Regions from separate parts of the Homo sapiens genome. Here region 1 is linked to region 2. A link is an interaction called in ENCODE POLR2A ChIA-PET data of the cell type or tissue named here. Cell type or tissue: PC-3. All regions are shown on one strand. Links, peaks and the distances in the headings refer to the core of each region. The heading gives the core; the rest is flanking DNA. Region 1 has its middle 82 kb from the start of KAZN-AS1. Region 2 overlaps KAZN-AS1 (KAZN antisense RNA 1).

Region 1 (5,387 bases), core at 96-5,095, 67 kb after region 2:
TTATCTACAACTTGTATAAGATTAGAGTCAGATAACCTGCAGAGGTGTCTCTGTGACAATGCATAGCTTGGCACTGAAACACACATTTTTCCTTACAGAAGAAAAATAATCTCAGGCTTAAAGAAGTTAAGAAACATGGCTGAGTTGACTCAGTAACTGCCAGAACTGGGGGTTACACCCAAATTGTTGTGATTTCCAAGTCTGTGACGTCAATCTCTTGCTTTTACCAGGCTGACATCCAGTGACTTAAGAAAAACAGAGACCTACTAAAATATTTTCAGAGATCTGGAGAGCAGTAAAACTTGGTTATATAAAGTGATCTTCTCAAAAGAAACACATAGCTTAATATCCAAATCAACTAATATTTCCTGAATGTCTGCTCTGTGCAAAGCACAGAAATTGGGCACAGGGGACCCAAAGATAAATAAGAAGTAGCTTCCAATAAGCCAGCAATTTAATGATGCAAGAAACAACCCTCACACAGTGCGGATGCTCAGAACCCAGCATGCTGATGGAAGACCCTTCACTCTGTTCCCCGATTTTATAAGCTACATATTCCATAACAAAGAATATGAAACACCCAGATATGTAAATGTGTTCACTGTAATGCTAAAATCCACAGAAAACCACAGCTGGGGAACTTCAAGGTGAAGCATGGTGGGAGAGCTGCTTGAAGCAGCAGGGTAAGACGATAGGTAGCAAATTGGGTGGTGTTTTGTTAATATACAAGTTAAGCCCTTAAGGATAACTCATGGGAAGGGGGAAAGGCTGTATTTTCAGGGAAAAGCTGTTGCTACTTGTGATAGTTAATTTTATGTGTCAACTGGACTAGCTCATGTGGTGCCCAGATATCTGGTCAAACGTTATTCTAGGTATTGCTGCAAGTGGGTTTTGGATAAAACTAACATTTAAATTGCTAAAGTGAATAAAGCAGATTGCCCTCCTTAATGTGAATGGGGCTAATTCAGTCAGTTGAAGGCCTCAATAAAACAAAAGGCTGACTTCCCCCCACACATAAAAGAGGAAATTTCTCCTGCCTTTGAGCTCGAATATCAGTTTTTTTCCTGCTTTTGAGCTCGAACAGAAACGTCGGCTCTCCTGCGTGTCTAGCTTGCTGACTGCAGATCTTGGGACTTGTCAGCCCCTGTCATCAAGTGAGCCAATTCCTTACAGTAATAAGTCTCTTTTGGTGCATATACACATCCTACTGGTTCTGTTTCTCTGGAGAACTCTGACTAATGCTCTGTTCCACCCATTTGATTTTCTCTCCTCTCCTATGCCTAATACATAGGAGAGATTTAATTCATATTTATTAGAGAATCAATTTGCTCAGGGTCTATAGTGTTTCAAGAATTTATGTTTTGGCTGCTTTTTTCTCTTCCCCATTCAAAGAATGAGAACAGGAGTGTGTTCTGAGGGATGATAGCATTTGGGAGCTTTGAACGCCTGTTTTTATGTTCTTTCTTTCTGTGTTATTTCCTTTTCTTATTTTATAAAGAATCCAGTCCCCTCTTTCTCTCTGTCTCTCTCTCAGTCTCTGTCTCTCTCTGTTACGTCTGATCTTGTTTGTCTGTGAATCCCCACGAAAATCATGAGAGTTTCTTTTTTTCTTTTTTCAGAGTCTCTGGGCAATCGAACTGTGACATCTTCATCACATTGGTCCCAAGGATTGATTCAGCAATGTGCCCAATTAGGTGGGTGTCCCCTTCCATCATGGCTCTCCTATGTGGGTCCCTTCTGAAATAATGCATCCTTCAGGGTGCTTTCAGCTACGAGCAACATAAAACTCAATTAAAAGTGTGCTAGACAGAAAGGACATTTTTCATCTCACTTATGTACTGAGAAGTCTGAACATGGGATAAATCCCTGATTGGCTAATTTGCTCAATGACACCAACAGAAGACCTTGGTGCTTCCTACCCTGCCAGATTGAACACAATGGACTCCTCTTGGGATCACCAAGTTGGCTCCAGCAGTTTCAGGCTTTGCCCAGAGACATGACGACATACAGCAAGAAAAGGAAATTTCCTTCCATCGCCTCTCTTTTATTTCTGAGGACACCTTTCCCAGAAAATGCATAGCAGGCTTTTGTTTACATGTTTTCTTTTCTCTCTCTCACTCTCTCTCTCTCTCTTTTTTTTTTTTTTTTTCTCTAAGATGGAGTCTCATTCTGTTGCCCAGGCTGGAGTGCAGTGGCACGATCTGAGCTAATCACAACCTCTGCCTCCCAAGTTCCAGCGATTCTCCTGCCTCAGTGTCCCGAGTAGCTGGGACTACAGGTGCACACTGCCGTGCTTGGCTAATTTTTTTTGTATTTTTTTTTCTTTAGTGGAGATGGGGTTTCGCCATGTTGGCCAGGCTAGTCTCAAGCTCCTGACCTCAAGTGATCCACCCACCTTGGCTTCCCAAAGTGTTGGGATTACAGGTGTGAGCCATTGCGCCCAGCCTGTTCACATGTTCTTAACCAGAAGGGGGTCAATGTCATTCCTAAAACCATCACTGGGTCAGAAGAGAGACAGGTCTCTTTGATTGCCTTAGGCAGATTGAGATTCTCTCTCTGGAGGGTGGGAAGGGGTCCATTCTCACCAGAATGATTTGGTTACTCAAGGAAATGTGGATAAAATTACCTTCTATGAGCAAAGAAGGTAAGCCAGTGAACACTGGAGAAAATCAAGAGTGACAGCAGCAGATGGTATTAAGATCAATTTCTCAAACAGAGGAGGCTCTTTTTTTTTTTTTTTTTTTGAGACAGAGTCTTGCTCTGTCACCCAGGCTGGAGTACAGTGATTCAATCTTGGCTCATCATAACCTCCGCCTCCTGAGTTCAAGCGATTATCCTGCCTCAGGCTCCCAAGTAGCTGGGATTACAGATGCGCGCCACCACGCCCAGTTAATTTTTGTATTTTTAGTAGAGACGGTGTTTTGCCATGCTGGCCAGGCTGGTCTCGAACTCCTGACCTCAGGTGATCCACCCACATCGGCCTTCCAGTGCTGAGATTACAGGCGTGAGCCACCGCACCCAGCCAAGGAGGCTTCTCTTAAAAATGAACCAATAGCTACTTGCCCCAGGATTAAAACAGGAACAATGGAGGAAAGGAGGACAATTTTAGGGATTTCAGATTCTGTTTACATGCATCTAAAACTCTGCTTCAAGTCTTAACAATATACAAGACCTATTGAGGGAAAATAGTATTTGTAAATTCAGGGTTCTAAACATATTTTCCTCCCTAAAGACTAAACTTGTAAACTATTGCCATGTCAAGGAAAGGAAGAACATTTAAAACCATTCACATCCTTTTCCAGTATGGATGCTTTCAATACCATTTTTCTTTCATCCTTCCCTCCACAGATGATCTAGGGTTACTCTTGACAGAGAACAAGAGAAAGAACTGTGACACCTGCCTGCACCATATTTATTCTTCTCAAAATTACATATCAAACACTTGTGCTAGCTTCAAATAATAAGGGCTAACAATTACCAGGCATTTACTCTGTGCTAAGTGCTTCATATGCGTCATCTCATTTAAATTGTCTAACAACCAGTGAAGCTGCTAATTGCAGTGGATGTTTGTTATTTTTCCCACTTGGAACCTGTTCTCACCTCCTTCTGACAATGCTATTGCATTTTTACATGGATAAGTATTTGTAGTCTGTCCAGATAAGCAACAAAAAATTGAATAAATTGGACTTCATAAAAATTAAAAACTTTGTACACCAAAGGACACTATCAAGATGGAGAAAAGATAACTTACAGAATGAGAGAAAATATTTGCAAATCATATATCTGCTAAGAATATAGTACCAGATTATATAAAAAAATATAATTCAACAAAGAGACAAAGAAAATTTATGTATGGGCAAAGGACTTGGATAGACATTTGTCCAAAAACATACAAATGGGCAAAAAGCACATAAAAGATAGTCAACATCATTAGTCATGAGAGATATGCAAATCAAAGCCATAATGAGATACTACTTTACAATCATGAGAATGACTAAAGTAAAAAAGACAATAACAAGTGTTGATGAGGAGGTAGAGAAAATGGAACCTTTGTGCATTGCTGGTAGGAATGTAACATGGTGCAGCTGCTGTGAAAAGGAGTTTGGTGATTCCTCAAAAAGTTGACCATAGAATTAGCATATGACACAGTCATTTGACTCCCAGATATATACTCAAAAGGATTGAAAACTGTCAAATTTGTATACAGAGATGCTCATACATCATCCTTCGTTATAGCCCCAAACTGGAAACATCTCAAATGTTCATCAGCTAAAGAATGGAGAAACACTCAGTGATATATTTATATGATGGAATATTATTCAGCCATAAACAGGAATGAAGTACTAATACATGCTGCAACATGAATGCACCTTGAAAATACACCAAGTGGGAGAAGCCAGACATAAAAGCCACATATTGTATAATTTCATTTATATGAACTATCTAGAATAGGAAAATCCATAGAGACAGATTAGTAGCCTCCATTCTTTGGTTGCTCAGGCCAAAAGCCTTGGAGCAATCCTTACTCCATTACCTATTCACATACTTCAGATCTAATGAGTCAGGACATCCTGTTTGTAAGCACCCACCCAAAATATACCCAGCACTTCCCTCTCCTCTGCTGCTACTTCCGTGGTGAGGGACACCCCAGTGTCTCTCACCTGCATTGCTGCAGGAGCCTTCTGACCAACTTCTCTGGTTTGTCTTCTTTGTCCTAGATTGTTTCCAGTGGTCCCCAGCTCTGGTATTCTTTCCATTGTGCCATCAACCAATAGAACAAAACAGAAGTGAGAGCTTCCCTGTCCATCTGTTTCTCTGACTTTCTGTCCTTCCATCTCTATCTCTGAATTTCTGCCTCTCTCTCTCTCTCTCTCTCTGTGTGTGTGTGTGCGCGCACATGCACGCCTATATTAGTCTGTTTTGTTTTACTGTAAGAAATACCTGAGGCTGGGTAATTTATAAAGAAAAGAGGTTTATTTGGCTCACAGTTTTGCAGGCCATACAAGTATGGCACCAGCCTCTGCTTGGCTTCTGTGAGGACCTCAGGAAACTTAAAATCATGGCAGGAGGTGAAGGAGGAGCAGGTGCGTCACATAGCCAGAGAGAGGTCAAAAGAGAGGTTAAGAGAGAGGAGGGACTAGGTGCAGTGGCTCATGCCTGTAATCCTAGCACTTTGGAAGGCTGAGGTGGACGGATCACCTGAGGTCAGGAGTTTGAGACCGGCTTGACCAACATGGTGAAACCCCGTCTCTACTAAAAATACAAAAATTAGCCAGGTGTGGTGGCACATGCCTATAGTCCCAGCTACTCGGGAGGCTGAGGCAGGAGAATCACTTCAACTCAGGAGGTGGAGGTTGCAGTGAGCCGAGATCGCACCACTACATTCT
Region 2 (5,387 bases), core at 107-5,106:
ACCTGCATAAAGTAGCAAATAATGAAATGTCTAAAAAACAAATTAATTTTCCCATTTTGAAAGCAATATAAGCACTTTCCAGGAGCTCTGAAAGTAGAAAAACTAAACCACTCATAACTTAAGACCTACCATAAGCCTCAGTAATCATTCAAGTGCATATTTGTCTTTTTAAAAAAAAAGACATGGTTTTTGTTTGTGTTTTTGTCCATCATTTGTTAAGAACTTACTATATGCATGATAACAGTTTATACAACACTCTACGCTAGGTGTGATTATTCTCATTTTAAAATGACATAACATGAGTGTAGAGAGATCAGGAAACTGGCTCAAGGTCTCACAGGCAGGTTGTGGACAGGGAGAGGCTTGACCCCAGATCTGTCTGATTTTATACCCTGTTCACATCTTCTCTTGCAACTCTGGTATTATATTGCTTTGCCTCCACCTTCTTTTCTTTGGAGCTACAATCACACTTAACTTCATATCCCTCTTTTTCCCCCCATTTACCACCACAAGATTCTTTTGCCTGTTGGATAGTCTTTGTAAGGACTTCTTTCAATGACCAGCAGAACAATATCTGATCACTATTTTCTCATTCAACAAACTGAGCACTTTGGGACATAATTTAGCTCAATCTTATAAAATTAAATACTTGTCTATCCTATGACCCAGCAAGTCCTCTCCCAGGTCTTAGAGAAAATCCCAGAGGTGAGCCCTCTGCCATGGACAAGAGTTCACAGGAGCATTGTTGAAAATACAAAAACGAGGAATGACCCACATGTCCATCGACGGAATGAATATTCTCAGTAATATCTGAATACAAATGTTGCTAGTGTAATGTTGAGTGAACAAAGCAAGTCTCTGAAGCTACCATTTTTATAAAGCATGAAAACAAGCAAACTAAGTGATCTATTTTGGGGGTACTCATAGATGACTTGCGAAACTGGAAATTCATTCGGTACACAGCTATCGAGTGCCTGCTAAGTCTCAGCTCTTCTGTTTGCACTTTATGTACAGCAGCTTATTTATTCCTCACTTCAAGCCTATGAGCTATCTACTATTATTAGCTGTCTTTTACAATCGAGAAAACCAAGACACAAAGAGTGTGAGTGTGTTGGTTAATTTTATGTGTCAACTTGACTGGGCCACAGGGCATCCAGATATTTGCTCAAATATTATTCTGGCTGTTTCTGAGAAGGTGTTTTAGGATGAGATTAATACTTGTTTATTTAATCATTTTAATTTTTTAATTTCCATAGGTTTTGGGGGAACAGGTGGTATTTGGTTACATGAGTACGTTTTTTAGTGGTGATTTGTGAGATTTTGGTGCACCCATCATCCAAGCAGTATACACTGAACCCAATTTGTAGTCTTTTATCCCTCACCCCCCTCCCATCCTTTCCCCTCGAGTTCCCAAAGTCCATTGTGTCATTCTTATGCCTTTTCATCCTCATAGCTTAGCTCCCACTTATAAGTGAGAACATTCGATGTTTGGGTTTCCATTCCTGGGTTACTTCACTTAGAATAATAGTCTCCAATCTCATCCAGGTTGCTGCAAATGCCATTAACTCATTCTTTTTTTATGGCTGAGTAGTCTTCCATTGTGTGTATATATATCACAGTTTCTTTATCCACTTGTTGATTGATGGTATCCTAAATGTAATTTTTATTTTTATTTTTTAAAATTATTAAAAACAAATTTGTGAGTACATTGTAGATGTATATATGTAGGGGGTACCTGAGATGTTTTGAGACGGGCACGCAATGTGAAAAAAGTAGATTGTGGAGAATGGGGTATCCATCCCATCAAGCATTTATCCTTTGAGTTACAAACAAGCCAATTACATTCTTTATGTTATTTCAAAATGTACAATGAAGTTATTGTTGACCATAGTCACCCTATTGTGTGCTATCAACTAGTAGGTCTTATTATTCATTACTTCTCATTTTGTGCACCGATTAACCATCTGAGATTGACATTTAAATCAGTAGACTGAGGATAGCAGACTGCCCTCCCTAATGTGGGCAGGCCTCATCCAATTCCTTGGAGGCATGGATAGAACAAAAAGGTTGATCCTCCCCCAAATAAGAAAAAATGCCTCCTGCCTGACTGCTTTCACACCGAAACATCAGCCCTTCCTGGGTCTTGAGCTGGCTGGTCTTTGAACTGGAATTACACCATGGGCTTTCTGGGGTCTCCAGCTTGTCAACTCACCCTGAAGATCTTTGGAACTTGTAAACCTCCATAATCTTGTGAGTGCCAATTCCTTATAATAAATCTCTCTCTCTGTATAAACACACACACACACACACACACACACACACACACACACACATTTTATTGGGTCTGTTTTTCTGGAGGATGCTGATTAATATGGTAAGTAACTTGCCCAAATGACACACAGCTAGGAAGTGCTGAGGCAGGTCTTTTGGACTCTAGAACCAGAGTGTTTATCCCATTGCCTCTCCCGCTTCCTCTCCAACACAACGCAAAACTACTCTTATAGGACTGCCAAGACTCAAAGTGGATCTTAAGTGTCAAAACTTTATAATCAATGTACAGGCTTTCCTGAAAATCTATATGATTTCTTGGTTTCAATGCTTTGTAAATCATACATTTCCTTCCCCGCTGGGCATACAACCAATTCTAATATCACATTTGAACTCAAACAGGCTCATACCCAATACAAAGTATCTTGCATTCCTCATCAGTTTCCATCAGAGCAAAAGAGAAAGAATCTGCATTTCAAATCGTTGAGTTTGTTGTCATGACAACACATAGCCTTGGTCTGCTCTGAGCAGTGGTATGCAAAGTTCTGAGTTGAAAGCATTTTGTATATGTATTCAGGAGGTGGGTTTATTCACACACACTGCTATCCCCCTACCCCCCACCACACACAAAGACAAGATGTTTCTTAGCTGCCTTAATGCAATGTAGAAAACATAAAGAATGCACAAAGGCATAGAATTCCAGGAGGAGCTCTCCCAGCAGGATGGTGAACATTTGCTCTTCTTCCACACTCATCTTTACAATGATGTGACAGAATGCCAGGTGTTAGATAGCATTCCTTCTTAAGGAATTTATTGAGTGTTCTTTAAGTGGACCTTTCTTACTCTTTTACAATACATACATGTCAATGACAATATATGTTGGTGTTTGCATATATACATTTCATCAATTAGTTTGTTTTTCTTACTATTTTTGAGAATTTTCAGTACTTCATTCTCTTAACTGGGTTAAGTGATGCATCTTATGAATAGAGCCCATTGATCTTTTCTCCTATTTACAGACATTTTAATTATTTCTAAGTTTTTCTTTCCCAGAGTAAACAGTGCTGCAGTGAACATCTTCATGCATATCTCCTTAGGCACTGAGGGAGAACTTGTTTCAGGAAATGGAATTGCTGGATTCTAGTGCATGCATTTTTTTGTTGTTGTTTAGGCCTGCCAGGTACCTTGTTGTTCCAGCACACTGATACGGGAGATAGAAAGAAATTATTTAGGCAGATAGTAAGGGCAACAGAGTCCGCAGTGGAATTTCCCTTTCAACAAAAAGCAGCACCCAAATCATTTCTTTTCTAACAAAGAGCAGCCTGAAAAATCGAGCTGCAGACACAGATAAGCAAGTTGGAAGCTTGCACAAGTGAATGCTGGCAGCTGTGCCAATAGGAAAGGGCTACCTGAGGTTCAGGCATGTTCGACATGGAGTCTCCGTCTTCCCTTTTCTTTGTCACCATGGGTACAGTAAAAGCAGGTAATACAGCGTCAACTAGGTAGATAACCCATCTGCATAATAAAAGATGAGGGTGGGGCGACCAGCCTCTTCCCGTGTTATGCAAACGGCACACCTAGTCATAACCAGTTCTTTGCGTGCTATGCAAGTGGCACACCTGGTCCGATCAATCTTTTGTGCCCTATGTCAATCAGACACCACCCCCTCAAGTTCCTCTATAAAACCTTACGCATTTCACTGCAGAAGCGGCAACCCATTTTCTCCGGGACCTCTCTGCGCAGAGACCTCTTCTTTTTCTTTTGCCTATTAAACTTCCGCTCTTAACTTCACTATAGTGTGTCTGCATCCTTGATTTCCTTGGTATGAGGCAATGAATGTTGGGTATTACCCCAGAAAAATGATGCCACTTCATCACTTTTCCAGCAGTAGCATTTTCACCAACACTTGATACTGTCAGGTTTTAAACTTTCCTCCACAGATGCTGTGAAATGGTATCTCGTTACTAGTTGCAGTTCCAGACTGTGAGTGAGGTTGAGGCTCTCCTCCCATGGGTTCTAGACTGGCCATTTCATATTTCTTTTCTGTCATTTCTCTATTTTGATTTTGTTAGTGTGGTTCTTTTGTTGTTGGTTCTTTGTCCTTTTCTTATTGATGTTGAAAATTCTTTATATATTCTAGATACTAATTCAGTTATATGTTGCAAATACCTACTTCGAGTCTGTGGTTTGTCTTTCAATTTTGTTCACAAAAGGCTTATAAAATTGAAATGAACCAAATATTAATGTTTCTTTTGCTGATTTTTTTTTCGTTTGGGGAGTAAAGGGATCTTTACTAAGAACTCTTGGCTGAGCCTGAAGCTTCAAAGACATTTTCTTCTAATAGATTTAAAGTTTTCTTTTTGCATCTAGGTTTTGATCCATCTGTTTTAATTTTTGAGTATGGTGTGAAGTAAGGATGTACTTTCATTTTTTTCTTACATACAAAGCTAATTCTCCCAGCACCATTTGTAAAGGTGTTTAATGGTTTATATTTTTTCTATTTATTTGCAATGTCACCTCTATTATGGATTAAGTTTCTATATGCAGGTTGGGTGTGGTGGCTCATGCCTGTAATCCGAGCACTTTGGGAGGCCAAGGGGGTGGATCACTTGAGGCCAGGAGTTCAAGACCAGCCTGACCAATGTGGCGAAACCTCGTCTCTACTAGAAATACAAAAATTAGCCAGATGTGGTGGCATGCACTGTAATTTCAGTTACTTGGGAGTCTGAGGCATGAGAATCACTTGAACCCAGGAGGCAGAGGTTGCAATGAGCCAAGATTGTGCCACTGCACTCCAGCCTAGGAAACAGAGTGAGACTCTGTCTCAAAAAAAAAAAAAGTTTCTATATCCATTTGGGTCTGTGAGATTTTTATTCTCCTTCATCGATCTATTAACCTATTTCTTCACCAGTGTCATAGTTTTCATTATAATAGGGTTAGTCTTGGTAACTGATAGAGCAGGTTCTTCTTTTTTGTTCTTTTTCACAACTTATTTAGCAACTCTTCGATGTTTACTCTTCTGTGTGATTTTCAGAATCAGTTTGTCTAGTTTCATTTAAAAATATTTTGTCAGGACTTTGATTATAACATATTGACATTTATAAGTTAATTTGGGGATA

Evidence for each region. ChIA-PET counts read pairs that join two places held together with the same protein. Peaks named below come from ENCODE experiments on the same cell type or tissue, not always from the same donor. Only the 100,000 strongest peaks of a DNase experiment are listed, where the experiment ranks them.
Region 1: POLR2A ChIA-PET joins it to region 2 with 8 read pairs; 3 of 35 experiments call an interaction of 5 or more read pairs at or near these places.

Annotation. Positions count from the first base shown.
Region 1 is chr1:14,335,251-14,340,637 of GRCh38, reverse strand. It overlaps a transcript of KAZN not described here. Among named protein-coding and RNA genes, the nearest start is that of KAZN-AS1, 82 kb to the left of the region's middle. In PC-3, for the core only: no CTCF peak of the experiment used is centred there; a DNase peak (open chromatin) is centred at 2,797.
Region 2 is chr1:14,402,553-14,407,939 of GRCh38, reverse strand. The region is part of intron 1 of KAZN-AS1 (KAZN antisense RNA 1); the gene reads left to right. It also overlaps a transcript of KAZN not described here. Among named protein-coding and RNA genes, the nearest start is that of KAZN-AS1, 15 kb to the left of the region's middle. RefSeq lists an enhancer at 3,410-4,238. In PC-3, for the core only: no CTCF peak of the experiment used is centred there; no DNase peak of the experiment used is centred there.